3 separate regions of the Homo sapiens genome follow, and regions 2 and 3 are each linked to region 1. Evidence: chromatin loops called from intact Hi-C (ENCODE). Cell type or tissue: Calu3. All regions are shown on one strand. Links, peaks and the distances in the headings refer to the core of each region. The heading gives the core; the rest is flanking DNA.

Region 1 (10,490 bases), core at 2,981-5,480:
ACTAGTTTCTTAATTATTACTAGGGATAATAACAGTAATCAACCTCATAGATTCCAAGTGAGGATGCCTGTTAATCACTCACCACAATTGTATAAATGGCTCAATAACAAAGCACACAGTTCTAAATGGTTCAAAACTTGTTTATCTCTTTTGGAACCGCCACTTCGGTCAAACTGGTCTTCCCACTGTTCCTTAAATATTCGGGATTTTCTCTCTCTGCTGTCACACCTTCGTTTCCCAAGTGGAATGTTTCTTCCTCTCTGCTCTCCTTCCCCTCCTCTCCTAGTTCTGCCCGCCAGAATCCTATCCATCCTTCTTGAGCAGTGGCTGGAAAACTTTTTAAAGGACCAGGTAGTAAATGTTGTTGGCTTTGTGGGCCATATGGTCTCTGTCAAAACGGTTCCCCTCTGCTGTGGAGTGTGAGAGCGTGGCTGTGTTCCAACAAACTATTTTGGACCTTGGAATTTCAATTAATATAACTTTCCTGTGTCAGGAAATAGTCTTCTTTTGAGTCTTTTCAAATATTTTAAAATGTAACAACCATTCTTAGCTCACAGGCTGCACAAAAACAGGTGTCTGCCGCCTGCGGGCTGTGGCTCGCCATCCCCTGTACCAGAGCAAGCTGAACCCACACCGCCCTTGTTGAAGTGTCAAGACCATCTCATTTGAAAGTAATCCTTTTTGTCTCTGAAGGTCCTGCAGGATTTTGTACTGCTTTATAACAGTAACATTCAGTGCTTACGTTGTATTGTACTCCAATTATTTGTGCTTATTTCTTGCTTCCCAAACAGATTCTAAATTTCTGGAAGCTACAGGTGATTTTTAGCCCCCTCACGTAGAATGCAGTATAAATGAGTGCCTTTTACTTACTGGATTCTAAAATGTTTTGAGGGATAAGTGAGTGAATTAAAATACTTGAAGTTGTTTGTAAAGTTTTCCTCCCTTTTTTTTTCTTTTTCTTTTCTTTTCTTTTGTTTTTGAGACAGAGTCCCGCTCTGTTGCCCAGGCTGGAGTGCAGTGGCATGATCTCAGCTCACGGCAACCTCCGTCTTCTGGGTTCAAGTGATTCTCCTGCCTCAGCCCCCCAAGTAGCTGGGATTACAGGAGCCCGCCATCACACCCGGCTAATTTTTGTATTTTTAGTAGAGACGGGGTTTCATCATGTTGGCCAGGCTGATCTTGAACTCCTGACCTCAGGTGATCGGCCTGCCTCGGCCTCCCAAAGTGCTGGAGTTACAGGCGTGCGCTACGGCCCCTGCCCCTCTCCCCCGCCTTTTTTTTTCAAGATTCTTATTTTTGTGTGCAAATTCTACCATTTTCTTAGAATTGCTTGAAGATTTTGAGGCCAATTTATTGGGGGTTATTTTCAGTCTTTCCACAAACCATGATTACAGGCAGTCTTAATAGAATGTCCTTCTAATAGGGACTAGCTATCATTCCTTTAACTAATTATTGCTCTTTGTTTGACTTTTTAACTGTCCTCTCTGAGACACTTGTTTACGTTTAGTCTTCAACACAGAATATTGACAGAACCGTGTCCAATTTTGCAAAGGAGAGAAAGTAGGTAGAGGTCAGGGAATTATGCAAGTATGGGAGAGGGGTCAGAGCGCATGGGAGAAAAGGGTCTGTATCCTCAGCCCCAGGCAGGGGATGTATATTAATAAGGTTTCAGTCTCTTCCATCATGTATTCATCTTCTCCTTCATTCTTTTTCTCTTGAAGTTGATGAATTGAAAATTATTCCGGACTGTGTAAGTACTTTATCACTGGATAAATATAAGGACCCATGAATGGTAATATTTGGACACCACTTTATGTGACATGCAAGTTCTCTCAAGTACTTTAGTACTGTGGAAGTGTGAGATGTTACATTACTACAAAACAGTAATTCTGGAATTAAAATGAAATTATGTCATAGTAATTGGACTTTGATGAACTTTGTTTCATTTATACATTTTAAGAAAGTTTATGTTGGCCAGGCGCAGTGGCTCACGCCTGTAATCCCAGCACTTTGGGAGGCCGAGGCAGGCGGATCACGAGGTCAGGAGATCAAGACAATCCTGGCTAACGCGGTGAAGCCCTGTCTCTACTAAAAATACAAAAAAAATTAGCCGGGCATGGTGGTGGGCACCTGTGGTCCCAGCTACTCGGGAGGATGAGGCAGGAGAATGGCATGAACCCAGGAGGCGGAGATTGCAGTGAGCTGAGATTGTGCCACTGTACTCCAGCCTGGGCGTCAGAGCGAGGCTCTGTCTCAAAAAAAAGAGAAAGAAAAAAAGAAATTTTATGTTAACTTTTTAATATTTTTTAATTTTTTTAGAGACAGTGTCTCACTGTGTTGCCAAGGCTGGTCTCTAACTCCTGGGTTCAAGCCATCCTCCTGTCTCAGCCAACCGAGTAGCTGGGGTTACAGGTGCAAACCACCACCACCAGTTTCGTTTCTTTTTTTTTTTTTTTTTTGAGGCAGAGTTGCGCTGTGTCACCTAGGCTGGAGTGCAGTGGTGCGATCTCGGCTCACTGCAACCTCTGCCTTCTGGGTTCAAGCAATTCTCCCTGCCCCAGCCTCCTGAGTAGCTGGGATTACAGGCACCCACCACCACGCCTGGCTAATTTTTGTACTTTTTTTTTAGTAGAGATGGGGTTTTGCCATGTTGGCCAGGCTGGTCTCGAACTCCTGACCACCCGCCTCGGCCTCCCAAAGTGCTGGGATTACAGGTGTGAGCCACTGCACCCAGCCCCAGTTTATTTTCATACTTATATATACTTATCCCAAGCTCTAGGTATCTCACCAAAAACTTATACATCATTTACAAAATATATTTTTTTCAGATTCATGGTTTTAAATGGTTATAAACTATAACAGATATAGAAAATTCTAAAACTTTATTGAGTGGCTTTAAATAAAACCTAAATAAATGAAGAGCACAGTGGCTCAAGGAGTGGAAGATTCAATATTGTAAATGTGTCAATTTTCTGGAAACTGATTTATAGATCTAATGTAATCCCACATTTAAAAAAATTAGACAAGCTGATTCTAAAACATTTGCCAAGGCCCAAGAAAAGGCAAAACACTTTGAAAAAGAAAAGTTAGGAAAACCTCTGCTAGAGATCAAGAAGAGTTATAATAATTAAGATAGTGTTGGGCCAGGCGCGGTGGCTCACGCCTGTAATCCCAGCACTTTGGGAGGCCGAGGCGGGTGGATCACGAGGTCAGGAGATCAAGACCATCCTGGCTAACATGGTGAAACCCCGTCTCTACTAAAAATACAAAAAGTTAGCCAGGTGTGGTGGCGGGTGCCTGTAGTTCCAGCTACTCGGGAGGCTGAGGCAGGAGAATGGTGTGAACCCAGGAGGCAGAGCTTGCAGTGATCCGAGATCGCACCACTGCACTCCAGCCTGGGCGACACAACGAGATTCCATCTCAAAAAAAAAGATAGTGTAATATTGGCACTGGGTAGGCTAATAATGATGGACCAATAGAACACCATATGGAGTCCAGAAACAGTATTATGCATAGCCAGACACTTGATTTATGACCTGGAGGCATGGCAGAAAGGCAGGCAAAACAATAACACTTTTAGAATTAATATAGGAAGATACTCATGACCTTAGTATAGAGAAACATTTCTTAAACAAGATGCTACAGGCACTAATAGAATAATGGGCAAAAGTCTTGAACAGCCACTTCAGAAAAGGAGAAATCCAAATGTCTAATAAACATGAAAAGGTGTTCAACCATGTTAATGAAGGAAATGCACATTTCAGCCACAGTGCCAGAACACTGTATACCTAAATTAAAGTTGGATGTTGAACAGTAGGGACTTTCATAGATGGCTGGTACAGATATAAATTCATATGACTACCTTGGAAAACAGTATTATCAAGAAAGTCCAAAACATGCATACTTTAATGACCAGCAGTTCCAATATTAGAGAAATGCATGTGCCTGAGAGAACTAGAAAAAGTATTTGGAGTAATTTATTTTCATAATACTGATTCAATTACTATTTCAGGACTGCTGTGTTGTGTTCTGAACACACAGGTAGCTTTGTTTCTAGAACAATGGTGAATAAATGTTATTTATATTTTCCTTCTGTGCTGAATGTTTATATAGTCCATCCAATGTCTTCTTCAGTTCCTAAAAGAATGCTGGAAACAGAATAGGCATTTAATAAGTATTCTTGTGTTTTAAAAAATTATTTGAATTTTTACAATGGGAGCCCTTCATCACAGCTTTGTAGTTACCTCAACTCTGGCTGTTGAGTAATTTGCTCAGTTAAATCTGTTTGTGGGTGTAGTGAATTACAACCTCCTCTGGTTCCCTCGAGATCAAGTCTAACCTGGTGATTGCGTCATCTGGTGGGAGAGCACGGCTACAACAGCAGGTGGAAACCATGCTCGGGTCCTGGCCACTTTGCCTAGGATGAAAGCTGTTGTGGCAAACAGGGGAAAGAGCTTCAAGCTTTGTAGTAAAAGGAATCTGGGCTTAAATTCCTCTTATCAGCACTGTGACCTTGGAGAATTAATCATTCTTGGTTGTGGTGAGGGTTAATTGAGATCAGGTATTTAAAGGACATCTGACAGTGCCTGGCACGGGATAGGTGCTCCATAAATGCCTGTAGCTATAATTATTACTGTTCCACTAGCTGTTTACTTAAGTAACATTGAATTTCCACAGAATGCATTTCGAATCAGGTGGACTATGATTATACTGATTTTTAAAATAAAGAGCTGCATCTGTTAAAGGATTCTATTTTTGTGGTCTTTAATTCCTTCAGGGAATTTGCAAATGAAGCTAACATGTTGTAGGTACACCTGAGTGAAATGGTCTGGTTAAGCGTTTACAAAGAATAGTTATGGCTAAGATTTCTAAACAGGAATGCTTCTATTTTGTGTCTCCTGCGGAAGAAAATGCTAATCACATAGTTTTTATTTTTGTATTTTTATTTTTTCTGTCACCAGGCTGGAGTGCAGTGGCGTGATCTTGGCTCGCCGCAACCTCTGCCTCCTGGGTTCAAGCGATTCTCTGATACTCCTGTCTCAGCTCCCCGAGTAGCTGGGATTACAGGCACCCGCCACCAGGCCGGTTACTTTTTTTTTTTTTTTTTGAGATGGAGTCTCGCTCTGTCACTAGGCTGGAGTGCAGTGGCGCGATATCGGATCACTGCAACCTCCTCCTCCCAGGTTCAAGCTATTCTCCTGCCTCAGCCTCCCGAGTAGCTGGGATTGCAGGCGCGTGCCACTACGCCCAGCTAATTTTTGTATTTTTAGCAGAGATGGGGTTTCACCATGTTGGCCAGGATGGTCTCGAACTCCTGACCTCAGGTGATCCACCCCTCTCGGCCTCCCAAAGTGCTAGGACTACAGGTGCCCGCCACCATGTCCAGCTAATTTTTGTATTTTTAGTAGAGACAGGGTTTCACCATGTTGGCCAGGCTGGTCTGGAACTCCTGACCTCAGGTGATCTGCCCACCTGGGCCTCCCAAAGTGCGGGGATTACAGGTGTGAGCCACTGCGCCCAGCTGCTAATCACATAGTTTTAAAATTTTGTCAATTTGAAGTTGAACTTTACATATTTTCTGGTGAAATACATCAGTTAAGAGAGAACCCAAGCCTGCAGTTAAGAGTGATCTATTCCCAAAACAATTGTTTAATAATGAAAATGTATTAAAATATCTTTTAATTGAGAATAAGTCTTTTCTGGATGAGACACCTTCATGATCTAAAACAGCCTATGGTCCTCACAATTTAAATAATTATTAACATTTGCATTATACTCTATACTATTGAGCCACATTGTAACAGACATTATCCCACTTTATGTTAGCAGTGAGCCTGTGATTTGCTTGCCTTCACATTCTTTTTCCACTTCAAGAAATGCCTCAGCTAATGGAAGGTACCTTTGAATCCTAGACCAGTGAACATAGTCCTACGGTGGTGGTTTTATTAAGATGGAGGAGGTTGAAATTTGGTAGCTTGTAGGTCTTCATTATATGCCAGTGAGACGGAGTTTTTATGAAGGCAATAAAATGTCAGTATGTTGTCTATCTGAGCTCACTGTCTTTAATAAAATACTTATTTTTCTACCATCTGTGTTTCATATTTAAAGGTATGAGAAACTGAAAATGAAAAAAAAGTGAGGAAAAAGTGAGGACCCGGGCATAGTGGCTCATGCCTATAAATCCCAGCACTTTGGGGGGCCGAAGTGGGAGGATCACTTTGAGGCCGGGAGTTAGAGACCAGCCTAGGCAACATAGCTAGACCTCCGTCTCTACAAAATAATGATAATAAAAACAGGTGAGGACCACATTAACGTGTTTATAGGGAGTGTGAATTGGATATAAAGGGAATTACTTCAAACCAGTATGGTATCAATTTGCTTTTTTTTTTTTTTTTTTTTTTTGGAGACAAAGTCTCACTTTGTCACCCAGGCTGGAGTGCAGTGGCACCATCTCTGCTCACTGCGACTTCTACCTCCCAGGTTCAAGTGATTCTTAGGCCTCACCCTCCTGAATAGCTGGGATTACAGGCATGCGCCACCACGCCCGGCTTATTTTTGGAATTTTTTTTTGTTTTTTTTGTGGTGGAGTCTCGCTCTGTCACCCAGGCTGGAGTGCAGTGGCTCGATCTCAGCTCACTGCAAGCTCCGCCTCCTGGGTTCATGCTGTTCTCCTGCCTCAGCCTCCCGAGTAGCTGGGACTACAGGCACCCGCCACCCATGCCTGGCTAATTTTTTGGATTTTTAGTAGAGACGGAGTTTCACCATGTTAGCCAGGATGGTCTTGATCTCCTGACCTTGTGATCCACCTGCCTCGGCCTCCCAAAGTACTGGGATTACAGGTGTGAGCCACCACGCCCCATGCCTGGCCAGTTTTTGGAATTTTTAATAGAGATGGGGTTTCGCCATATTGCTGAGGCTGGTCTCGAACTCCTGATGTCAGGTGATCCACCTGCCTCAGCCTTTCAAGGTGCTGGGATTACAGGCATGAGCCACCGTGCCCGGCCTGAGTTTTCTTCTTAATCTTGTGTCTGAGGCTTGGTTCAGTCTGTTTGAACTAAAGACTGTATGTTTCAGGAGTCGTAGAGTGAACGAGTAGTTACACTGTTTTATATTACATATTGTAGTGTTAAATTATGAAAATTATGCTCTAGAATGATTTTCCTCTAAGCAATTTTAATAAGTTAAAAAGTTTTCCCTAGTTAAAACATTTTAAAGCACATGGGTTTATTGAGGAAACAGCTTACTACTTAAGATTGTGCCTCTATACATTAACCAGGAGTTTATCCTAACAACTTGGGTTTGTGATTTGTTGAGTCATAGGTACCACCCAGAACCATCTGGAAGGAAAGCTTTTCAGGCCACATAAGACCCACCTGAAAGTCTCCTACTTAATTACTGCACTGGCTAATTCAATAAAAGAGCTTGAGATATTGGGGCTAAATAGTGTTGGGTGCATGGGTGAAACAGGGTTTTACATTGTATCTGTATCCCCCACCAGCTGTCTTGTGACCGAATACTGCTGTTCAGAAGGGAGCTGGAGGATGTGTGCTTGAAGCTTTCTAAATTCATTATTCATAGCTGAGAAACATGCATGCTCAATGACTTTTTTTTTTCCCTCCCAGAGGCAGGGTCTTGCTGTTGGCCAGGGTAGAGTGCAGTGGCATGATCACCGCTCACTGCAACCTCGAACTCCTGGGCTTAAAGCCATCATCCCCCCTCAGCCTCCCAAAGTGCTGGGATTACAGAGTGAGCCACTGTGCTGGCCTGGAATTTGTCTTTCACCTAGCTTTCTATGTTACTCTGGTGCAACCAGTTCATGAAGTGTGGGAACTGTAGACCAATTGAATAAAGTTTAAATTCTTCTACTTTCCCTGTGGTCTTTTATAGCCCCATCCTTACTACTGTTTGAGGCTTGTCTCTCTCATAGTTACTGGTCCCTAAGCATGCCCTCAGTTTCTCTTGCCTCTGGATATTTCTAGAAAGTTTGCATTGACTTGGCCGGGCGCAGTGGCTCACGCCTGTAATCCCAGCACTTTGGGAGGCCAAGGCGGGCGGATCACGAGGTCAGGAGATCGAGACCATCCTGGCTAACACGGTGAAACCCCGTCTCTGTTAAAAATACGAAAAATTAGCTGGGTGTGGTGGCGGACGCCTGTAGTTCCAGCTACTCGGGAGGCTGAGGCAGGAGAATGGCGTGAACCTGGGAGGCAGAGCTTGCAGTGAGCCGAGATTGCACCACTGCACTCCAGCCCAGGCAACAGAGCGAGATTCCGTCTCAAAAAAAAAAGTTTGCATTGACTTAACATCTCCTCTTTTTTTTTTTTCTAAGAACAGCTTTACTGAAATAAAATTTACATACCATGCAGTTCACTTATTTAAGATGTATATGGTTCAGCCAAGTGCGGTGATTTATGGCTGTAATCCCAGCACTTTGGGAGGCCGAGGCAGGTGAATCACTTGAGCCCAGGAGTTCGAGACCAGCCTGGGCAACATGGCGAAACCCCGTCTCTACCCACAATATAAAAATTGCCAGTCTCATAACCCGGTCTCAAATAAATAGATAAAAATTTAAAAATAAAATGTACAATTCAATGGCTTTAATACATTCAAAGAGTTGTGCAGCTGTCACTGTCACCACAATCAATTTTAGAACATTTTTATAACCTCCAAAAGAATTCCTGAACCATTTAGCTGTCACCATTAATTTTTCTATCTCCTCCTAATCCCTAGGCAACCACTGTTTATTTTTTGTGTCTATTAATTTGCTTATTCTGCAAATTAATATTTCATATAATATTTTACATAAATGGAATTGTTCAATGTGTATTTCTTTGTGACTAGCTTCTTTCACTTAGCATAATGTTTTCAGGGTTCATCCATGTTGTATGTAGCATGTACCAGTTCTTCATTCCTTTTTTGTTTTTTTGACGGAGTTTCACTCTTTCGCCCAGGCCAGACTGCAGTGGCGCTATCTCGGCTCACTGCAAGCTCCGCCTCCTGGGTTCAGGCCATTCTCCTGCCTCAGTCTCCCGAGTAGCTGGAACTACAGGCACCTGCCACTGCGCCCAGTTAATTTTTTGTGTTTTTTAGTAGAGACGAGGTTTCACCGTGTTAGCCAGGATGGTCTTGATCTCCTGACCTCGTGATCTGCCTGCCTCGGCCTCCCAAAGGGCTGGGATTACAGGCGTGAGCCACCACACCCGGCGTCTTCATTCCTTTTTATGGTCAAATAATATTCCATTATATGGATATACCATATTTTCTTCACTTATCAGTTGATGAGTATTTGGATCGTTTCCATTTTTTAGCTATTATGAATAATGCCACTGTGAGCATTCATGTACAAGTCTTTTAGGGACATATGCTTTTATTTCTCTTGGGTTTATTACATCTTGATGAGGAATTGCTCAGTCATTTGGTGTGTCTATGTTTAGTCTTCTGTGGAATTGCCGGGCTGTTTTCCATATTGGCAGCAGTGTTTTACATTCTCACCAGTAGTGTATGAGGGTTCCAGTTTCTCCTCATCCTTACCCACAGTGGTTATTATCTGTTGCCATATCAGAATTTTGAATGAAATTGAAAAGATGAAAAGGCACTACAAAAATAAGCATAATAGAAACCAGAGTATCATTAATAAAGGCAGTTTTGTGTGGTTTGTTGACATGGCAGGAAAGCTGTTGCCTTTATTGTTTGAAGCTCTCCAAACAATAAAGGATATAGATCAATATTTTGCTGAAATTGAGGCCAATAAAAGTATTATTCTGAAGCTACAATATGCTGTAATTTTTCTTAGCTGGACAAACCTTCCCTATTAGTGGAGAGTTTATAATCTGTGTGATTTGAATTTCAGGTATATTTTGACTGCACAATAGCAGACAAGAACTTGAGGTGCTTATTTTCATTTGGCTATTCTTATTCCTTTTAACCCTGGGAATGAACATGAATTGATAGGGAGAATTAATAAGTATATATTAATAAATACAAAAACCACAACAATGAGCACTGTTGAGTGTTCCTATGGGCCAGGTGTGGGTTTTCATTTGCACAGTGTACTTCATTTATTTCATAGTTCTACCTTAGGGAATTGGAACTATTGGTCCTGCTGTAACCATGTTATAGATGAAGTCTTGATGCCTTGAAAAGTAACTTCCCTCACCTGGGTCATGGAGCTGGAGCTGGCAGTTGAGGAGTCTCAATCCAGGCCCCCGACCCTAGAGATCTGTTGCCCTCCACGCAAAGTCATGCAGCAGACTTGGTGCAGTGGCTCACGCACTTTGGGAGACCTAGGCAGGTGGATCGCTTGAGCCCAGGAGTTCGAGACCAGCCTGGCCAACATGGCAAAATCCCGTTTCTACTAAAAATACAAAAAAATTAGCCGGCCATGGTGCTGCACGCCTGTAGTCCCAGCTACTCGTGTTTCTGAGGTTCAATTGCTTGAACCTGGGAGGCAGAGTTTGAAAGTGAGCCAAGACTGTGTCACTGCACTCCAG
Region 2 (10,490 bases), core at 3,410-5,909, 95 kb before region 1:
AAGTGAGGAGTGTCTCTGCCTGGCCGCCCATCATCTGGGATGTGAGGAGCCCCTCTGCCTGGCTGCCCAGTCTGGAAAGTGAGGAGCGTCTCCGCCCAGCCGCCATCCCATCTAGGAAGTGAGGAGCGCCTCTTCCCAGCCGCCATCACATCTAGGAAGTGAGGAGCGTCTCTGCCCCGCCGCCCATCGTCTGAGATGTGGGGAGCGCCTCTGCCCCGCCGCCCCATCTGGGATGTGAGGAGCGCCTCTGCCCGGCCGAGACCCCGTCTGGGAGGTGAGGAGCGTCTCTGCCCGGCCGCCCCGTCTGAGAAGTGAGGAGACCCTCTGCCTGGCAACCGCCCCGTCTGAGAAGTGAGGAGCCCCTCCGCCCGGCAGCTGCCCCGTCTGAGAAGTGAGGAGCCTCTCCGCCCGGCAGCCACCCCATCTGGGAAGTGAGGAGCGTCTCCACCCGGCAGCCACCCCGTCCGGGAGGGAGGTGGGGGGGGGTCAGCCCCCCGCCCGACCAGCCGCCCCATCCGGGAGGGAGGTGGGGGGTTCAGCCCCCCGCCTGGCCAGCCGTGCCGTCCGGGAGGGAGGTGGGGGGGTCAGCCCCCCGCCCGGCCAGCCGCCCCGTCCGGGAGGTGAGGGGCGCCTCTGCCCGGCCGCCCCTACTGGGAAGTGAGGAGCCCCTCAGCCCGGCCAGCCACCCCGTCTGGGAGGGAGATGGGGGGGTCAGCCCCCCCACCCGGCCAGCCGCCCCGTCCGGGAGGGAGGTGGGGGGGTCAGCCCCCCGCCCGGCCAGCCGCCCTGTCCGGGAGGGAGGTGGGGGGGTCAGCCCTCCGCCCGGCCAGCCGCCCCGTCTGGGAGGTGAGGGGCGCCTCTGCCCGGCCGCCCCTACTGGGAAGTGAGGAGCCCCTCTGCCCGGCCAGCCGCCCCATCCGGGAGGGAGGTAGGGGGGTCGGCCCCCCGCCCGGCCAGCCGCCCCGTCCGGGAGGGAGGTGGGGGTGTCAGCCCCCCGCCCGGCCAGCCGCCCCGTCCGGGAGGGAGGTGGGGGGGTCAGCCCCCCGCCCGGCCAGCCGCCCCGTGCGGGAGGGAGGTGGGGGGGGTCAGCCCCCCTGCCCGGCCAGCCGCCCCGTCCGGGAGGTGAGGGGCGCCTCTGCCCGGCCGCCCCTACTGGGAAGTGAGGAGCCCCTCTGCCCGGCCAGCCGCCCCGTCCGGGAGGGAGGTGGGGGGGTCAGCCCCCCGCCCGGCCAGCCGCCCCGTCCGGGAGGGAGGTGGGGGTGTCGGCCCCCCGCCCGGCCAGCCGCCCCGTCCGGGAGGGAGGTGGGGGGGTCGGCCCCCCGCCCGGCCAGCCGCCCCGTCCGGGAGGGAGGTGGGGGTGTCGGCCCCCCGCCCGGCCAGCCGCCCCGTCCGGGAGGGAGATGGGGGGGGTCAGCCCCCCCGCCCGGCCAACCGCCCCGTCCGGGAGGTGAGGGGCGCCTCTGCCCGGCCGCCCCTACTGGGAGGTGAGGAGCCCCTCTGCCCGGCCACCACCCCGTCTGGGAGGTGTGCCCAACGGCTCATTGAGAGCGGGCCAGGATGACAATGGCGGCTTTGTGGAGTGGAGGGGCAGGAAAGGTGGGGAAGGGATTGAGAAATCGGATGGTTGCCGTGTCTGTGTAGAAAGAAGTAGACATGGGAGACTTTTCATTTTGTTCTGCACTAAGAAAAATTCCTCTGCCTTGGGATCCTGTTGATCTGTGACCTTACCCCCAACCCTGTGCTCCCTGAAACATGTGCTGTGTCCACTCAGGGTTAAATGGATTAAGGGCGGTGCAAAATGTGCTTTGTTAAACAGATGCTTGAAGGCAGCATGCTCGTTAAGAGTCATCACCAATCCCTAATCTCAAGTAATCAGGGACACAAACACTGCGGAAGGCCGCAGGGTCCTCTGCCTAGGAAAACCAGAGACCTTTGTTCACTTGTTTATCTGCTGACCTTCCCTCCACTATTGTCCCATGACCCTGCCAAATCCCCCTCTGTGAGAAACACCCAAGAATTATCAATAAAAAAATAAATTTAAAAAAAAAAAAAAAAAAAAAGACAGAGCTAGAACTAGAATACTCCACCAGCATCTTTTGACGCGCAACAATTCAACAGCTACTATGAATATACTGGAAAACTAGAGATGGGAAAGTATTCCCAAGATCATAAGCTTTTATTTGTCATAAACATAACTTTGAAGAAAATAAAATTCTGACCCTTTATTCAAAGATCATTTCACTTGATTACTTTACAGTTATGTCAGTCAACACACTAGCCACTGGGTCTTATAGGTTGAATAGGGCCTCAAATTTCATTTACTGAAATCCTAGCCCCAAATACCTCTGAATGTGACCTTATTTGGAAATATGGTCACTGCTGATGTAAGTGGGAGGAGGTCATACTGGAGCAGGGTGGGCCCTTAATCCAATATGACTGGTGTCCTTCTGAGAAGGCGAAATGTGAACAGACAGACATGCATGCACACAGAGGGAGCGCCACGTGAAGATGGAGTTACGCTGCCAAAAGCCAAGAGCGAGGCCTGGAACAGGCCCTTTGTTAGTGCCTTCAGAAGGAGTCCAGTCCTGCTAACACCTTGAACTGGGACTTCTAGCCTCCAGAAAACCAGAAAAGTGAAACAATAAATTTCTGTTGCTTAAGTCACTCCATTTGTGGCATCTTTGTTACAGCAGCTCTAGCAAACAAACACACTGGGTAAACAAGACTCAACATGTGTATTTAGGGAGCATATATACTCTGAGACAGGATCCAGATGTAGAGAAACAGGATTACAATGTAAGGTGCACGCTGTGAATGTGAGGTGAGGACATGGAGACAGTGAGCATGCTGCAACTGAGAAGAGCTGTAACAGAGGCATGCACGGACTTGGCACAGGAGAGCGACAGCTACGGAGGATGAGGGGCTGAGCCTTCAGAACTCTTCTCCAAGGAAAGTGTGCTTGGGCTCCCTTCCAGCGTGTGCATGACCCTGCTATGCATACTTTGGAAGGTAGGAGGGTGTGATCAGGAAAGATGAAGTATAGAAAGGAGACCAGTTAGGAAGCCACTGCATTCATCCAGGCAAAAGATGATGAACAAAGGCAGGAGCAGTGTGAATAGGAAAGTGACAGATGAGAAATACTTGGACAGGGGACATGAAGGAAGGATTGGAATGAGTCCAGCTTTCTAATTCTGACAACTGGGAGAATGGCAAGGCTAACAGCCAAAGAAATTGGACGGGTGGTAGGGAGGGGGCTGAGGATTGGAGACTGATAAACTTCAGTTTTGAGTGGCATCATACTGGAAGGACTCACAGCTTACCAAGTGCCGCGTTTTTTGTCCACCAGACAAAAATAGAGGATGGGCATTCCAGAGGGTAACGTGAGCTGGAAGTAAGGATTTTCTATTCATTACCAGGCTGGAAGAATTTTAAGCCTAGAGATTAGGCAGAACCACCTGGGGGAGACTGTGCAATGTGAAAAAAAGAAGGCCGTCCCTATTTTCTACAGGTATATTATTAATATTATAAGTTGGGAGTCTATTTCTGAACAAATATCAAAAGAAAAAAAAGGACACAAATTATGACTGAGATACTTAAGTTTTTAACAACATTTTATTTTATTTTTCATATTATTTTAAATGTTGTTAAAAACTTAAGTATCTCGGTCATTCTGGAGTGTTTTCTTCATGGACTAGACTGCCTGAGGTCTCAAAATTTAAAGTTAGTGAAGCAGAGAGAGAAGATGACATTTGCTTTTCCTGGAAAACTTCTCTGGAGCAAGCATGAGTATCTGGTGTTGCTTGCTCTACAAACCTTCTTATTTCCTTCCAGTTTATATGCCTAGATGATTCGCATTGCTAATTCATTGTACATGAAGTCCTCAATCATGTCAAGAATGAAGTCAGAGATTTTCCCAAAGATAGACTCTTCAGAGGTCTGTTACTCCCGATTTCAGTTAACTTATTGGAAAACTCTGTTTCCTTACCAGTGCTTGCAGCCTTCCCTGAACAATGATTTTCTTAAAATTTTATGGTTTTTTCCCCCCTGGAACAATCAAACCATCCTTTCCTTGTCCTAAAATTCCTTCCTTTGATGACTTACAGATATCACCCAGACCAAGTTTAACCAATTATGCTGAGTGAATGGGGTAATTTTGGGGCCATCTGAATTCAAGTTACAATAATATGCCTCATGCATCCACATTTTGTGACAAGTTCAGCATCTTCACTGACTACACATACACAGGGAAAACTACATGTAAAAACTGTTTGGCTGGGAGCTTATCAGGCTTGAGTCTGTGCTCTGTATTTAATCTTTTAAAAGCAATACTTAAAATATTTTAATCTGATTTTAATCTGTCCTGAATACTATTCCTATTGTTTAAAAACAACACTAACCAACATTGAGTTTCAATGACTTTTATCAATTCACAAGATTAATCTTGCAAAACAATAGCCCAGCAGGATTTTTTTTAATGTAGATCCTGAGGAAGCTAATCAAGCCGCAAATAATCATTCTTCTAATAGGAAGTGGCTAGACGGAAAAACATTCTACAGTATTACACAGAAAGCCTCTTCAGAAGAGGATAAGGGGCAGGGTGGAGTCCAACCAATCGCAGGGCCATTCTGCTATGAAATGTGGTTTTTGGTTCACTTGAAACCTGCCATGGTGTTAAATATTTACTACAAAAGATCATTTCAAACCAATGTTCTCTTTTCCTCGTTTTCAACAAAGGTTGAAAACTCAACTGCCTCTACATCACAGACAGGGAATGGGGAGCTAGAGGGTAAGACCAAAATGGAGACCCATACTCAGCCCCCTCGAAGAGACCACAGGCTCTCTTCACCAACTGAAGCGGGGCTGCCACTACTTAGCCCCTGCTGCCAGATGTTCTAATTTCTTTAAAACCAGAGCGGAATTTTTATATTAAAACCCATGATCTTTGGAAATGAATATATTTACTTTGAATTTAAGACACAAGGAAGGTCAAATGGTAACAGCCAAATAAAACACAAGGACAGGTCACATTCTGCCTGCAGACTGCAGGTCTTCAACCTCAACTTTAGGTTACGTACTAGGTATCACAGTGAGGACGCTGATGACAGTTACTCTAAAAGAATAAAATTCACCAAACACCTTACACTCAAAAGCCATAGTGTAAACTAAAAGTAATTGTATTCTGTTAATTACTAATTTACAATAATTAACTTTAAAGCTCTATGGCATTTGAGGGTTAGAAGACAATACTGTTATGACAAGACTACCTAAAACAATCTACAGATTCAATGCAATACTTAATAGCCCAACAGGGTTTTGTTTTGTTTTTTCACAGAAACAGAAAAATCCATCTTAAAATTCATATGAAATCACACAATCTTGAGACGGAAGACTCATACTTCCTGATTTCAAAACTTACTACGAAGCTACAGTAATCAAACAGTGTGATATTGGCATAAAGACAGACATTTGGAATAGAGAGCCCAGAAATAAATCCTCACATGTTTGGTCAATTGATCTGCCAGGACAATTGAATGGGGATGCAACAAATGTTGCAGAGACTGGATAGCAACTTGCAGAAGAGTGAAGCTGGACCCTTACCTTAAACCATATACAAAACTGAACTCAAAATGGATCAAAGACCTAAGCTTAAGAGCTAAGACTATAAAACTCTTAGCTTAGAAGAAGACTTAGGAGAAAAGCTTCATAACATTATATTTCACAACGATTTCTTAAAAATGACACCAAAACTACAGGCAACAAAAGAAAAAAATAGATAAACTGGAATTCATCAAAGTTAAACTTTTGTGCATCAAAGGACACTATTGAGAGTGAAAACACAAACTGCAGAATGACAGAAAATATCTACAAATCACATATCTAATTAACATCCAGAATATATAAAGAACTCCAACAATTCAACAATAGCAACAAAACAATCTAATTCGAAAATGGGCCAAAGACTTCAACGGACATTTTTCCAAAGATATAAAAATGGTCAACATGAAAAGATACTCAACATCACTAGCTATTAGAGAAATGCAAATCAAAACAATAAGACACCGCTCCACGCCCATTAGGATAGCTATTATTTGAAAAAGGAAAGTAACTGTTGGCAAGGATGTGGAGAAATTGGAACCTTTGTCCACTGTCAGTGGGACTGGAGAACAGTAAAGTCACTGTGGAAAACAGTTTGGCAATTTCTCAAAAATTTAAGCACAGAATTACTATATGATCCAGCAGTTTCACTTCTTAGTAAATATCCGAAAGAACTGAAAGCAGGGACTCCCATATCTACATGTACGCCAATTTTCATAGCAGCATTGTTTACAGTAGCCAAAGGTAGAAACATCCCAAGTGCCCATTAACAGATGAATGAACAAAATGTGGTATATATGCACAATGGAATATTACTCAGTCTCGAAAAGGAATGGAATTCTGATGCACAAGCCTTGAAAATATACTAAATACACCAAACTCAAAAGGACATATTTTATGATTTCACTTACTTGAGCCCCAGAATAGGCAAATTCATAGATCACCAGGGGCTGGGGGATCCAGGGGAATAGAAAGTTAGTGTCTAATGGGTACAGGGTTTCTGTTTGGATGAAAAAGTACTGGAAATGGACAGCGGGGATGGTTGCACAATGTTGTGGATGTCCTTAATGCCACCGAATTGTACACTTAAAAACAGTTAAAATGAAAATGTTCCCTCTTCAATATTTTGGAAGACTATGAGAAGGATTAGTGTTAATTCTTCCTTAATGTTTAGTAGAATTCTCCAGTGAAGTCATCTGGTCCTGAGCTTTCCTTAGTTCGAAGTTTTTTTTGTTTTGTTTTGTTTTTTGGTTTTTTTTTTGAGATGGAGTCTCGCTCTGTTGCCCAGACTGGAGTTCACTGGCACAATCTCAGCTCACTGCAACCTCTGCCTCCCAGGTTCAAGCAATTCTCCTGCCTCAGCCTCCGGAGTAGCTGGGATTACACACACCTACCACCATGCTTGGCTAATTTTTTTGTATTTTTAGTAGAGACGGCGTTTCGCCATGTTGGCCAAGCTGGTCTCAAACTCCTGACCTCAGGTGATCAACCCACCTCGGCCTCCCAAAGTGCTGGGATTACAGGCATAAGCCACCGCACTCAGCCTGTTGGGAGGTTTTTGATTACTGACTCAATCTTCTTATTTGTTACTGATCTGCTCAAGTTTTCTATTTCTTCATGATTCAGTCTTGGTAGTTTGCACGTTTTTAGAAATTTACCCATTTCTTCTAGGTTATCCAATTTTTTGGCATACAACTGCTCATAATAGTCTCACGATACTTTTTATTTTCATGGTATCAATTGTAATGTCTCCTCTTTCATATCTGATTTTGTGTCTTCTGTTTTTCTTAGTCTAGCCAAGGGTTTGTCAATTTTGCTTATCTTTTCAAAAACCCAACTCTTTCTTTGATTTTTTTCTATTGTTTTTTTCTATTCTGTTTTCATTTATTCTGTTGCAAATTATTTTCCTCCTTCTGCTCACTTTGGGATTAGCTTATTCTTTTTCTAGTTTGAGGTGTACAATTAGGCTGTTTGAGATCTTTCTTATTTTTTTAATGTAGGCATTTACTGCTATAAACTTCCCTCTCAGTGGTGCTTTTGCTGCATCCCAAGGGTTTTGGTATGTTGTGTTTTCATTCGTTCAAAACATCATCTAATTTCCCATTTGATTTCTTCTTTGGCTCAATGGTTAAGACTGCTGTTTACCAAGGGTGTGTTTAATTTCCACCCATGAAGCCAGCATTACCCTAATAACAAAATAGGATTAAGACACTACAAAAAAAAGAACACTATAAGCCAATATCCCTGATAATCACAGACGCAAAGGATGTCAACAAAATACTAGCAAACTGAATCAGACAACACATTAATAAGATCATACACCTGGATCAAGTGGGATTTATCCCTGGGATGCAAGAATGGTTTAACACATACAAACCAAAAAATGTGGCATATCACATTAACAGAATGAAGGACAAAAATAATATGATACCCTCAAAAGATGCAGAAAAAGCATTTTTTTTTTTTTGAGACGGAGTCTCGCTCTATCGCCCAGGCTGGAGTGCAGTGGTGCAATCTCGGCTCACTGCAAGCTCCACCTCCCAGGTTCACGCCATTCTCCTGCCTCAGCCTCCCGAGTAGCTGGGACTACAGGCACCCGCCACCACGCCTGGCTAATTTTTTGTATTTTTAGTAGAGACAGGGTTTCACCGTGTTAGCCAGGATGGTCTCGATCCCCTGACCTCGTGATCCGCCTGCCTCGGCCTCCCAAAGTGCTGGGATTACAGGCGTGAGGCACCGCGCCCGGCCGAGAAATCGGAACTCCTGTATGCCGCTGGTGAAAAAATGGTGCAGCCACTATAGAAAATAGTATGAAGGTTCTTAAAAAATTAAAAGTAGAATTATCATATGATCTATCAATCTCACACCTGGGTATACAGCAAAAGAATTAAACTCATTATCCCAGACAGATATATGCATTCCCATGTTCACTGCAGAATTACTGACAATAGCCAAGACATGGAAACAACCTAAATGTCCATCGAGAGATGAATGGATAAGGAAAATATGATATATACATAAAATGGAATATTGTTCAGCCTTAAAAAAAATGTAAATTCTGCCACATTCAACAACATGGATGAACCTGGAGGACATTATGCTAAGTAAAATAAACAAGTCACAAAAAGACAAGTACTGCATGATTCCCCTTATATGGGATATCTAACATAATCAAATTCACAGAACTGTCACTGACACAGGCTGAAGGGAGGAAAAAACAGTTGCTATTCAACAGGTATAAAGTTTCCGTTTTGCAAGATGCATAAGTTCTAGAGATTTGCTGTATAACATTTTCTCTACAGTTAACAATACTGCATTGTGCACTTAAAATTTAGATCTCATGTTAAGTGTTCTTACCACAAAAAAAAAATGTTTTAAGGCAGGGCTTGGTGGCCCACACCTGCAATCACAGCACTTGGGGAGGCCAAGGCAGGACTGCTTGAGGCCACGAGTTCAGGACCAGCTTGGGCAAGAGAGCAAGTCCCCATCTCCACAAAAAAAATGTTTAATTACCCAGGCATGATGGCTCAACGCCTGTGATCCCAGCTACTTGGGAGGCTGAGGTGGGAGAGTCATTTGAGCCCAGGAGGTTGAAGCTCTAGTGAGCTATGATTGTGCCACTGCACTCTGGCCTGGACAACAGTGTGAGACCGTGTCTCAAAAAAAAAAAAAAAAAAAAAAAAAAAGAAAAGAAAAGTTTCAGTGGTTAATATATTTTGTTATGTACATTTTACCATATACACAAAAAGATCTGTGGACTTTAGGCTGTTCAATTTAGAAAATGCTTATGTCTTGTGGCTGACATGTGTAAAACATCTGGAAGGAAACACTATAAATCAGTAAGAAAACAGATAACCTAGATTTTAAAAATCTGTATATGAAAAGCTTCCCCCCTCTCTCTTTCTGGGGATGCTGTCTATAGGCAATGAGTCTGACATACTGTCACAGGCTTTCCTACAATACAGCCTCTAACAAAACTAGGCTGTCCCAAATGCACCAACACCTGCAGTGGCGTGTGCCCAGGCTGACTTAGAGGGCTTCATGCTGGGAGACCAGGAGTTCTTATGAGGTTATTCAAAACAAAACACATGGCATCGGGGCCTACAGTGGTTCCATTTGTTTTGTGTTTGTGACCAGATCAAACGTGCTTTCCTTATTGAGAAGCAGAAAATCAGTGTGAAAGTATTAAAAGCACAAGCACAGAGTCAGAAAATTAAATTAAAAACTGAGACCGGATGAGGTGGCTCACGCCTGTAATCCCAGCACTTTGGGAGGCCGAGGCGGGTGGATCACCTGAGGTCAAGAGTTCAAGACCAGCCTGGCCAACATGGTGAAACCCCGTCTCTACTAAAAATACAAAAATCAGCTGGGCGTGATGGCGGGCACCTGTAATCCCAGCTGCTCAGGAGGCTGAGGCAGGAGAATCGCTTGAACCTGGGAGGCAGAGGTTGTAGTGAGCCAAAATCGTGCCACTGTACTCCAGCCTGGGCGACAAGAGCAGAACTCCACCTCAGAAACAAACAAAAAAAAAAATGAAGTTTTGAGTAATAAAAATTAAAAGGCTAAATTAATAAAATCTGTATGAGAAGACTGGAAAAGTGTTGACTACCATCTCTCCAACAGAAGAAGTTTCTAGTTATTATATCATCTTAAGAACCATACAGTGCCTTCAGCTATGGTGTTATTTGTTCTGTCACGGTGCCCTACATATGGCAATTCCATAAATGTTTGCTAATAATGATGACTATGAAAAGCCTCAAACGAACCAATTACCATAAAGTCTTCCATTTTAGATCAAGTCCTTTCCAGAGGTTCTTTTAAATGCCAATTTGGGATATAGCTACAATGATTTTTTTTTAAAAGATATCCACAGTATGCTGTTTACATTAGAGAAG
Region 3 (10,490 bases), core at 4,265-6,764, 69 kb after region 1:
TCAGAGGCCCAGACACAGGAGGTTCTTGCTGTGGTTGGGACAGTGCAGACATGAGCCTGGCCCTAGCAGGGGTGCAGTGGAAGGATGGTGCAGAGTGAGCCGAGTTGGGCAGGGCTGGCCAACCAAAGGCTTTCAAAGTGGGCAGAAAATTGTCCAAAGGAAAGTTGTTTAAAAGACCCCAAAACTGCCAGGCATAGTGTCTCACACCTATAATCTCGGCACTTTGGGAGGCTGAGGCAGGTGGATTGCTTGAGCCCAGGAGTTCGAGACCAACCTGGGCAACGTGGTGAAACCCTGTCTCTACTAAAAAAAAATACAAAAAAATAGGTGGACATGGTGGCAGGCACCTGTAGTCTCAGCTACTCAGGAGGCTGAGATGAGAGAATCCTCTGAGTCTGGGAAGTCGAGGCTGCAGTGAGCTGTGATTGTGCCACTGCACTCCAGCCTGGGCAATGGAGTGAGACCATGTCTCAAAAAACCCCCCCAAAACCCCAAATCAACAAACATGATTGTTTGATTTCTTTTTTGTGTCAGGATTAAAATAATATGAAAATTGATCAATAATTTAGGTTCTTTTAGCCATTAATATCAAACTTTAGAAACATTTTAGTCAGGCGTGGTGGCATGTACTTATAAGTCCCAGCTACCCTGGAGGCTGAGGTGGGAGGATTGCTTGAGTCCAGGAGGTCGAGGCTGCAGTTAGCTATGATCATGCCATAACACTCCAGCCTGGGCGATGGAGAAAGACCCCATCTCTAAAAAACAAACAAACCCCCTAAACTTTAGAAACATTTTATGATCTCTGTCTACAAATAATCTGTTGTCTTAGAATTCATTGCAATGTGAGTTGAATCCCAAATCACAGAATTTAGCAACAATACGATTTTGGTATCCCTAGAGTAGCTGATATATATGTAGAGTGTGGTGGATTGCCTGACGAACTCAGGAAAGCAGAAGAACTAGAGTGGATCTGTGCGCTCTCTCCGACATTTGTCATGATTTCTTCTAGAAATGTGTACGGGTTGTGGCTCTGAGCTACAGAAGACACCTTAGAACAGAAATGGCCTGCAAGTGGGTCAACGGGTGGGGACAGTTTCAGCATTTTTACGACCTTGTAATATGACCATCCCATTAGTATCATTAGATCAGAGAAATACAATCTAGTTCTTGAGTGCAGACAATGTTCAGGGCTCCATGGAAATTGAAAAGATGATAAAGTTTGTCAATAGAGCCAAGAAAGTGGAGCCAGGTGGTGGCTCAGTTTAAATCAAGTGGCTGAAGGTACTCACACTAATCAGAAATGACAGAAGACTGATTAGCATAATGGACCAAAACAAAACTGAGTTCTGGATTTGGCACCCAAGGAGAAATGGCATCCTCAGTGGGACCACAGTCAATGTGCATTGTGTCTGTTCTTGGACACTTCAATGAACTTGGATAAAGGAAAAGATTCCTACATGGCAAAAGTGCTCTGAATCTTGCATCTTTGAACCTCACAATAGTATTGGTTCATCAGCAATATTTCCGTAAAGTTTTGAAAGTGGACAAAATAGTAAAGCTTTTATGTAAAATTAGTATCCAGACAGAGTTAAAAAGATGAGGTGGCTACTGAACTACACAGAAGTGAAAGCAAGCCCTGTGGCTGATTTGAGAAAAAACTATGCTTTTTTTTTTTTTTTTTTTTTTTTTTTTTTTTTTTTTTTGAGACAGAGTCTCACTGCAACCTCCACCTCCCAGGTTCAAGCGATTCTCCTGCCTCAGCCTCCCAAGTAGCTGGGATTACAGCCCTGGGGTTACAGGTGCCTGCTACCACGCCTGGCTAATTTTTGTATTTTTGGTAGAGACAGGGTTTTACCATGTTGGCCAGGCTGGTCTCAAACTCCTGACCTCAGGTGATCTGTCCGCCTCAGCCTCCCAGAATGCTGGGATTATAGGCATGGGCCACAGTGCCCAGCCAAGAAAGACCTATTCTTAAAAATCTCTGCAGATGCTGTAGAAAAATCCTTGAAATCATTTTTTTGAGTTTCATATGAAATATATTTCACTGATTCTCAAACTACTTTTGAAGACTTCCTATAAGCTAAGCAATTTATTAAGGGATCTGGATACAAAGGAGAATAAAGTATGATACATCCCCTGAAGCAGCCCCATCAGCTGAAGAAGATCACAGAATTGCTGTTTATCTACTCAAGATAAGTGAGTAGGTAGCAGCTTAAAAATCTTTCTCCTAGCCCGGTTAGAGAAGCCCTGAGAAGGAAATCTCTTGTTACATAGTAATTATGTCTAGAAATTCCACTAAATCAAAAATAATTATTTTGTTTTCCTCACATGATGATTTCACATTAAATTTAGTTTAAAAGTTGATGCTTACAAGTAATTTGAAGTTAAGATCGCACTAAGATCTCCATTAATCCTTCAATTACTGTTCATTTGTAGCTACATAGGCACAGCCATTCACAGATATACTTGAAGGATTTCCCCCCCTTGTAGCAATCTAGAGCTTTCCCTCAGTGTTCTGAGGAACGGATGAATGAGTCTTCATTGTAAGCATAACTGAAAGATTGATTCTGCATTCTCTGTGTGAGGTGATTTTGTCGATCTGCTGTCAGTAGAGCATGAGTAGATTTTCCAGTAGTGGCGATGGGTTTGCACTGAGTACCCGTACTCTCCCACTTGGATGCCCTATAACAATTGCATGAATTTACAAGATGGCCAATCAGCATTACAAGTGCAATCTGTGCCTGAAAACAAAGAGCAGAATTGCCTGGTCGAGGCAGGAACAGTGTGATGAGCTTAACGTTGTTAGCATGGCATTCTAACCAGTAGAACTAACTAGCTATTCTGGAACCTTACCTTCTGTTTTCTAAGTAGAAAGTGATGAAATGCATATATTCCATTTACGACATGTGCTCATGTCCCATTCACATAAATCTGAATCCTTTCAAGAAATTCTCGTGGCATAAAGTTTACCCTTTAAAGTGGTTTTTAGAACATTCTGAAGCTGTGCAATCTTCACCACTCTCTAATTCCAGCACACTTTCATCACCCCCAAAAGAAACCTGGTATCCATTACCCCCAAAAGAAACCTGGTATCCATTTCCTTCTCCATCCTGCCGCTGGCAAGGACTACCCTTCAGTTCTTTTTATTGTTTTTTTGTTTGTTTGTTTGTTTGTTTTGTTTTTGCTAAATGTTTTAATCAAGCTTCAAATTCTTTTTCTCATGGATTTCAACAAGTAACATTTGACTGACTTGCTCCAGCCTGATTCCTGCATGTGTGACTTAACCTAAGTCTTTTCCTCCAAATCTTCCATTTTTATCCTGTTCCACTGTGGGATTTGTTTTATTATACAAGTCTTCTATTGGGAACACTTTTTTTGTTACTTAAACCCTTTCAAAAGAAAACCCACATACATAGATGTAAAACAAAACACAAAAAAATTTCATCTCTTTAAGATGAGCTTCTTTGAGGATGGCTTCATTTTCAGTGTCTTCACCAGAAAAATCTCCTTTCAACTGTGTGTGTCCTAGAGTTGAACTTCTATGGGAAGTCTGTGATTGCAGAGATCATCCTCTCTTTCTCTGTAAAAGTGTGATCCAGTTGCACTCTTAATTTCATCACTAAATGATCACATTTGTGTATGTCTTTCAGAATGCAGCTCTTCAGCATCTGTTTATTCGGAAGTCCTTCCGGCCTTTTAAATGCTTGCAGTGTGGGAAGGCCTTCCGGGAAAAGGACAAACTGGACCAGCACTTACGCTTCCATGGGCGGGAGGGGAACTGCCCACTGACCTGTGATCTCTGTAACAAGGGCTTCATCAGCAGCACATCCTTGGAGAGCCACATGAAGCTCCACTCAGACCAGAAGACTTACTCTTGCATTTTTTGCCCAGAATCCTTTGACCGCCTTGATTTGTTGAAAGATCATGTGGCCATTCATATCAATGATGGCTACTTCACCTGCCCAACTTGTAAGAAACGGTTCCCAGATTTTATCCAGGTGAGTGTCTACTACTGAGATTCCTGTCTGCTTCCTTCTTTTGGTAAAAGAAACTTCGATTTTTGGAAAACCGAGACTGCCTAGCACCTGCATTTCCATCCCTTCTTTGAAACAACTTTACAATTGAGAACAATATTTCTTCAATCAAACTACTTTTATACACAAGATTATTATGACCCTTAATTGTCCAGATCAGACATTGACATTGAAGTGTTTAAGTTACAAGTAATAAACACCCAGATCTATTATAATTTTTAAAAAGTCTTTCATAATCCATGTCAATGTCTATTGCTTATAAAATATACCGAGCCTGTAGAAGACATACTCCCGTTTCTGAGGGGCTGGGAACATCTCCCTACTACTACTGTGGTTTCCTGCTTGCTTTAACCAAGGCCATACATTTTGGAAGGAAACAAAGAGAAAGTTGGTATATAATATACTTTTGTATCAGGAACCGACTGCCTCCTCCCCTGTAGTGTATTCTTTGTTGGAGCAAAATGGGTGAAGATAAATTTCAGAATACTCATGATTTCATTTGGACTTTAAGTGATAAGATTTTCCTGTGCTAGTCAGTGAATAACGAAACATTTTGTAAAAATACACTTTTTCAATTACCAAAGGAAAAGAAGACTAGGGATTTAATTTTAGTTCTGCTAGTGTTGAGAGTCTTGGAAATTTTCTCACTTCACACAAACTAGTAGAAAGATTGCTTTAAGGCATAATTTAATGGCAAAAGAAACTCCAAAAATAATGAAGCAAACTATCTTATAGGAATAGTTTGGTAAGACTCACTACTTAGCTTCCATCCTCAGCTCTTTCTCATTGGATATGTGTGGCTAAGAGAGTTCAGAAGCCCTATTCCTTTATTTATCTAAAAGTAAGGGAAGTAAGTCCCAGTTGAGAAGTGACGCCAGCGTCATATTGCTCTCACAAACCGGTAATGTCTTCTGTATCCACTCATTCATGTCTTTAATTCTTCAGAACTTAATTTTATAAGAAGATGTAAAAGGATCAAAAGGGGCTAAATTGCTTCTGTGCAGATTAAAGACGGAGAAAAGTAAGGAAGAATTGGTTTTTGTCTTCCTATAGATCCTTTTTAGCAAGATTTCATTTAAACCCAAAGGAACTTTTGCTTTTTATCTTTAAAAAATGGGCTTCAAGTGATCAGGGCTTTGACCAAGCAAGCACTCTCTCTCTCTCTCTCTCTCTCTCTCTCTCTCTCTCTCTCTCTCTCTCTCACGTTTCAAGTCATCGGGGAGGTTCGGATTTCTAAGGCTTTCTGGCTACTTGTTTTATTTCTTTGTGACAGGGACAGTATGTGTTATTGAGGCCAATTATCACATCTGATTGGATTCCTCGGCGGGGTTGATGAAAACCCATGGTAATGCGTTTGGCTCCCTCTAGCGTTGACAAGCTGCCTTTGGTCATTTCATTTGGTGCCTGCGTCCCCTGAATTTTCCTGTGGTTCTTATCACCAGGTGAAAAAACACGTGCGCAGCTTCCACTCAGAAAAGATCTACCAGTGCACAGAGTGTGACAAGGCCTTCTGTCGCCCCGATAAACTGCGACTCCACATGCTCCGGCATTCGGACCGCAAAGACTTCCTGTGTTCCACCTGTGGGAAGCAATTTAAGGTATGACACCAAGGCACAGCCCAAGGTGGTTCTCGTGGCCACTGGAATTATAGCAAGCTGAGGGTAAATGCCTGTTCATTTCATCAGTTTATCACCCACCTCTGATGAACTGGACCTGAGATACTCTTTGGGCCTTGTGTTTGACTTAGTTATAAAATTAAGGGGGAAAACTTACTCATTTCCTCAAAATAGTTAATTCAAATCCCCAAACAAGTAGAGTAAAAATGCATCATCTCCTAAAAGAATCCAAATGTATAATGACAAGTATAACTAAATCGCTATTGAGATTTCCTAACAGACCAAAACCTTTACTTAACATTCAGATCAGGAGGTTTTTGTTGAGCACTGATGAAGTATAAGAGCCCGTAATTGAGCCTTGCAGCCAGCAGGACGCTCATCTAATTCAGGTGGGAAATCTGAAGAATGCTGAGAAGGCTTAGACTACTTTGGAGAATGTTAATGACCTCAAAGATTAAAACATTATGAGTATCCGTAACCCACCTGGAACTTAGAAGAAGCCGAGCAAAACCCTGCAGGGGACCCAGAAATAAAAGTTAAATAAATAAATGTAAAAACAATGAAATATGCTTCATTGGGAAATAAGGTGATTCTGCAAAAATGTCACTGGAAGACCTTCTGCTGAAAATGATTGTAGGTCACACTCTCATAGAAACTGGAAAAGAATCAGAAATTGATTCAGGAGAGGAAAACTAAGGGTATATTTGTAACAGATGCAAAGAAATTAAAGAGAAATAGAGTTTGCAAAGCTGGTTTTATGGTAAGTGTGTTATAGAATATAATTTAATGGCTTTGAATATATAACAGCACAATTTAGAATTCCGTAGAGAACTCCAGTGTGAAAAGTATAAGTAGGTCTGGGATTTTTCTGTTCTTAAAAAAAATCATATCTAAAAGGATTCCTGTTTTGCGATACTGTTTGGCCATCCATCCATCCCATCCAGCCAGTGTTTTTTGATTTTTCATTTTGTGCCAGATACCATATTTTAACACCTTGGAATATTTCTTTAAAATTTCTTTGCTTGCTTTCATTTTCTCTTTTACTTTCACCCAGTATATTCAACCACAGTTCAATCAGGGAAGCAAAGCCACTGTGAATGTTACAGAAGAAGATTTTCTTACAGGACTAAGAACTTAATTATAGGAGAAGATGGAGAAGTGAGGGTTGAAGGGAGAAGCTGGGAGGTCGGAAGTCAGCAGTATGCCCACAGAAGTACTGGTCTGGGTGGTCAAATGGGAAGTTACCTGGGAATCTGGGAACCAAGCACTTCCTCCTGCAGAGGGGCCCAGGAAGGAGAGCTGGTGTGGTCTGTGAAAGACTGTGTCACTGCATCTGGTGGTGGATGTGGAGCTGGCCAGCAGGGCTGGCAGTCAGGAAGACAGCTGGTGGCTGGGTGGGAAAGAGAGGATAAGTAGGGACCCACAGGTACCTCTACATGACACCGTCTAGAGCAGCACGGAGCTGCTTCCTTTCCACCTTCCAGGCTGGTCTGAGTTTCTCTTTGGCTAACCCCAACTCGGAACCATGCTGGGAAGAAGACTCCCTTCAAATGTAGTTCCCCTTAGCCAAGTTGACCCAGCACAAAACCACTACCACCTACCTTCCTGGCATATTTTCAAAGTAGAATCAGAGTAATTTTTCTAGAGAACAGCTCTGATGTCATGTCCTTTCTGAAAAACTCTTAAATAGCTCTTCACGCAGATAAATCCCGAAGTTCTTGTTACTTCTAAGATGCTACAGGATCTGGCTCCTGCCAGCCTCTCTGGTTCCTGCCTCCCCGTGTGCTCAGGGTGACCTGAACTCCATAGCTTTACCCAGGTGTGGCATACTCTCTCTCCTTGGGCCTTTGCACTTGCTCTCACTCCTCCTCCTGACTTGAAATGCATTTTCAAACTGTCATATTCCTTCACCTGGCTAATGTCACTTCATATGGGGCATTTCCTGATCCCTGGATTAACTGCTGCTTCTCCCACCAATTCCCACAGGGCCTTTTGCTGGTGACCCTGTCATAGCATTTGTGTATTGCATTTGCCTGTCCTGCTAAGTATAAGCTCCATGAGGGCAGCATTGAAGTCAAGGTGGGACCTTCCAACTTCAGGGAGCTCACACTAGAATAGAGAAAAGAATAAAGTGGCCGGGTGCGGTGGCTCACGCCTGTAATCCCAGCACTTTGGGAGGCCAAGGTGGGCAGATCACCTGAGGTTGGGAGTTCGAGACCAGCCTGACCAACATGGAGAAAGCCCATCTCTACTAAAAATATAAAAGTAGCCAGGCGTGGTGGTGCATGACTGTTATCCCAGCTACTCAGGAGGCTGAGGCAGGAGAATCACTTGAACCCGGGAGGCGGAGGTTGTGGTGAGGCGAAATCATGCCATTGTACTCCAGCCTGGGTGACAGAGCGAGACTCCATCTCAAAAATGCTGTGAGAGGGATTCACTGATTTGGGGTATAGGGGAGACCTCATAGATATGGTGACACTTTTGAATCCATTCATGGGTGGGAAACAGTTTGCCAGCTAGGGAAAGGGAGAGGTGAGGAGTGAGGGAGGAATATTGGCATCTCAAGCAGAGGGAGCAGCAGGGAGTGGTGATGCCACGTTCGGGAGATTGGGAGAAGGGGACTGATGGAGGGTGTGGCAAGAGGAAGCCAGGGAAGCGGGTTAAGCTAGCGCGCTGTGCTAAGTAATTAGACTTACCAGCGTTTCAGAGCTGGGCTAATTCAGGCCGAGGCAGTGGGTGTGGAGAAGAGGGGCCATGTTCAAGACAGGCGTCATGGGAGGCTGACAAGAACTTGCACTTGGGTGGAAGGGGGAAGGGTGGACAGCAAGGAATGGAGATTTGCAGCTTGAGAGGCTAGATGTTTGGGAACACCGCTGATACCAAAAAGCACGACTTAGGCAGAAGGAGTGGGGGCAGATAGCGGATTTGGTTTGGGGGATGTTAGGATGGAAAGGCCTCATGGAGATTTGGCATCCAACAAATGTGTGCCCGTCACGATGTGCATAGCATGGTGTGGTATTTGTGTTAGGCTTTGAAATTTATGTGATGATTCGGTTAAGGTCAGTTGGTTGTTTAAAGGGAATAGACGGGAACTAGTGAATGTTGATGCTTAGAAAAAAGTGGGAATGCGAGAGGAGTTGGAGGAAAAGGAAAAGAAAAAAAGTGGCAATGCAACAGTGCTTTGCCATTGTATCCACACTAAAGAAAGATACTGTCACGTAGGGCAGTGTCCTTAATCCAAATCCTACTGTAGCCTACAAAGCGCTGAACATTCCCTCCTGGGCTTTCCAGAAATGAAGGCGGGTGGGATAGGAAGAAAGAGTTGGGTCGTATGCATTGCAGCAGAAGAGGCAGGTGGGTGAGGGAGGCCCAGCATTGGAGCTCGGCCCTTATCCTGCTCCCTGATACTGGGTAGGCCCTCAAGGAATATTTGTTGAGTAAATGTGCTGAAAAATGAAGTCCTTAAAAAAGTCCCTGTGCTGAAAGGTGGGAAGAACTGGATTTGTAGAAAGCCTCAGAGTCTTTATGGGACTAATAACAATTTATTCATGTGTCCCAGAGCAGAAAGCCTCACTGGATCAGGGAGCTGGCACTTTGTTTTTATTCAGGATGGGCTCTGCCTGATTCTCTCCATGGACTCACATCAGCATGTGTCACTAAATAGTGAAACCAGGAGCTGAGCCCTGGGCCCCATGCTCCATCATAGTGAACAATGGATTTGTTTACTTGAACTTCTAATTCTGTAAGGTGAGAAGTTCTAAATCCATAAGATAGAGATTCTTACTTAAATTCTTTTGGGATTTAGAAAAATATAATGTTTGCTGAAAGGTGTGGGAATTGAGTATACACATGGCATTTTTTCTTTGACAGAGCCTTGCTCTGTTGCCCAGGCTGGAGTGCAGTGGTGTGATCTCAACTCAGTGCAGCCTCCACCTCCCAGATTCAAGTGATTCTCCTGCCTCAGCCTCCTGAGTAGCTGGGATTACGTGTGCCACCACACCCAGCTAATTTTTATATTTTTCATAGAGACAGGGTTTCACCATGTTGGCCAGGCTGGTCTCAAACTCCTGACCTCAGGTGATCCGCCCTTGTCGGCCTCCCAAAGTGCTAGGATTACAGGCATGAGCCACCACACCCGGCCTACACTGGCTTCTAAAATCTAATATTACCTGTTATCAATTTGTCTGAAGTTCTTTTATGCCAGGCTTGTTCCGTGTTCTCTTTAATCTCCTCTACATAAATGCACAGTCTTTATTCTCAAAAGTCGGTATGTATCTTTCCTATTTAATGGTCATTTTAAACCAAGGTTCATTGGAATGCACATATTTGCTAGTGAACAGAGTAACTCCCAGCCACTTTTAACATGTCTGCGTCCTAGTGTTCCAGCAACTCAAATGTCTCTTGGAGGCTTGTGGTGACTGCTAATTTGTATTGATTTTTAAAATGATCCCTTCAGTTAAAAATTTTCTACCCCCGTGTCTACCCCGTTTTCAAAAATACTCTCCAAATAGCGAAAAGACAAACTACGGGAACACATGCAGAGGATGCATAATCCTGAGAGGGAGGCCAAGAAAGCCGACCGCATCAGCCGCTCCAAGACGTTCAAGCCCCGCATCACGTCCACAGACTACGACAGCTTCACGTTCAAGTGCCGCCTGTGCATGATGGGCTTCCGGCGGCGCGGCATGCTGGTCAGTGCCCAGTGGCTGCGGGTTCCTCTGTCTTCCCAGCATACCTCATTGCTGTCGATGATGGTGACGTTTGTGTTGCATTGTGTCCTAAGTTATATCGATCAATGGTTTTGTCAATGTCCAGGGGAAGAAACAGAGGCAAACGATTC

The links. Hi-C counts contacts between places; a loop is a spot of excess contacts. Peaks named below come from ENCODE experiments on the same cell type or tissue, not always from the same donor. Only the 100,000 strongest peaks of a DNase experiment are listed, where the experiment ranks them.
Region 2: it touches region 1 in a loop (3-fold over the local background); 16 of 110 quality-filtered maps call a loop at or near these places.
Region 3: a loop joins it to region 1, with 2.2 times the contacts of the local background. A loop is called at or near these places in 28 of 110 quality-filtered maps.

The regions. Positions count from the first base shown.
Region 1 is chr11:129,986,435-129,996,924 of GRCh38, reverse strand. All of the region lies in intron 1 of PRDM10 (PR/SET domain 10), which reads left to right. Among named protein-coding and RNA genes, the nearest start is that of PRDM10-DT, 11 kb to the left of the region's middle. RefSeq lists a silencer at 2,314-2,473. In Calu3, for the core only: no CTCF peak of the experiment used is centred there; a DNase peak (open chromatin) is centred at 4,364.
Region 2 is chr11:130,081,818-130,092,307 of GRCh38, reverse strand. The region is part of intron 1 of APLP2 (amyloid beta precursor like protein 2); the gene reads right to left. It also overlaps the pseudogene RPL34P21. Among named protein-coding and RNA genes, the nearest start is that of APLP2, 17 kb to the right of the region's middle. In Calu3, for the core only: no CTCF peak of the experiment used is centred there; a DNase peak (open chromatin) is centred at 4,607.
Region 3 is chr11:129,918,390-129,928,879 of GRCh38, reverse strand. PRDM10 (PR/SET domain 10) reads left to right here. Exons shown (of 21, transcript NM_199437.2): 12 at 3,651-3,998; 13 at 5,477-5,632; 14 at 10,162-10,341. Among named protein-coding and RNA genes, the nearest start is that of NFRKB, 28 kb to the right of the region's middle. RefSeq lists an enhancer at 2,443-2,944 and a silencer at 5,320-5,419. In Calu3, for the core only: no CTCF peak of the experiment used is centred there; a DNase peak (open chromatin) is centred at 5,389.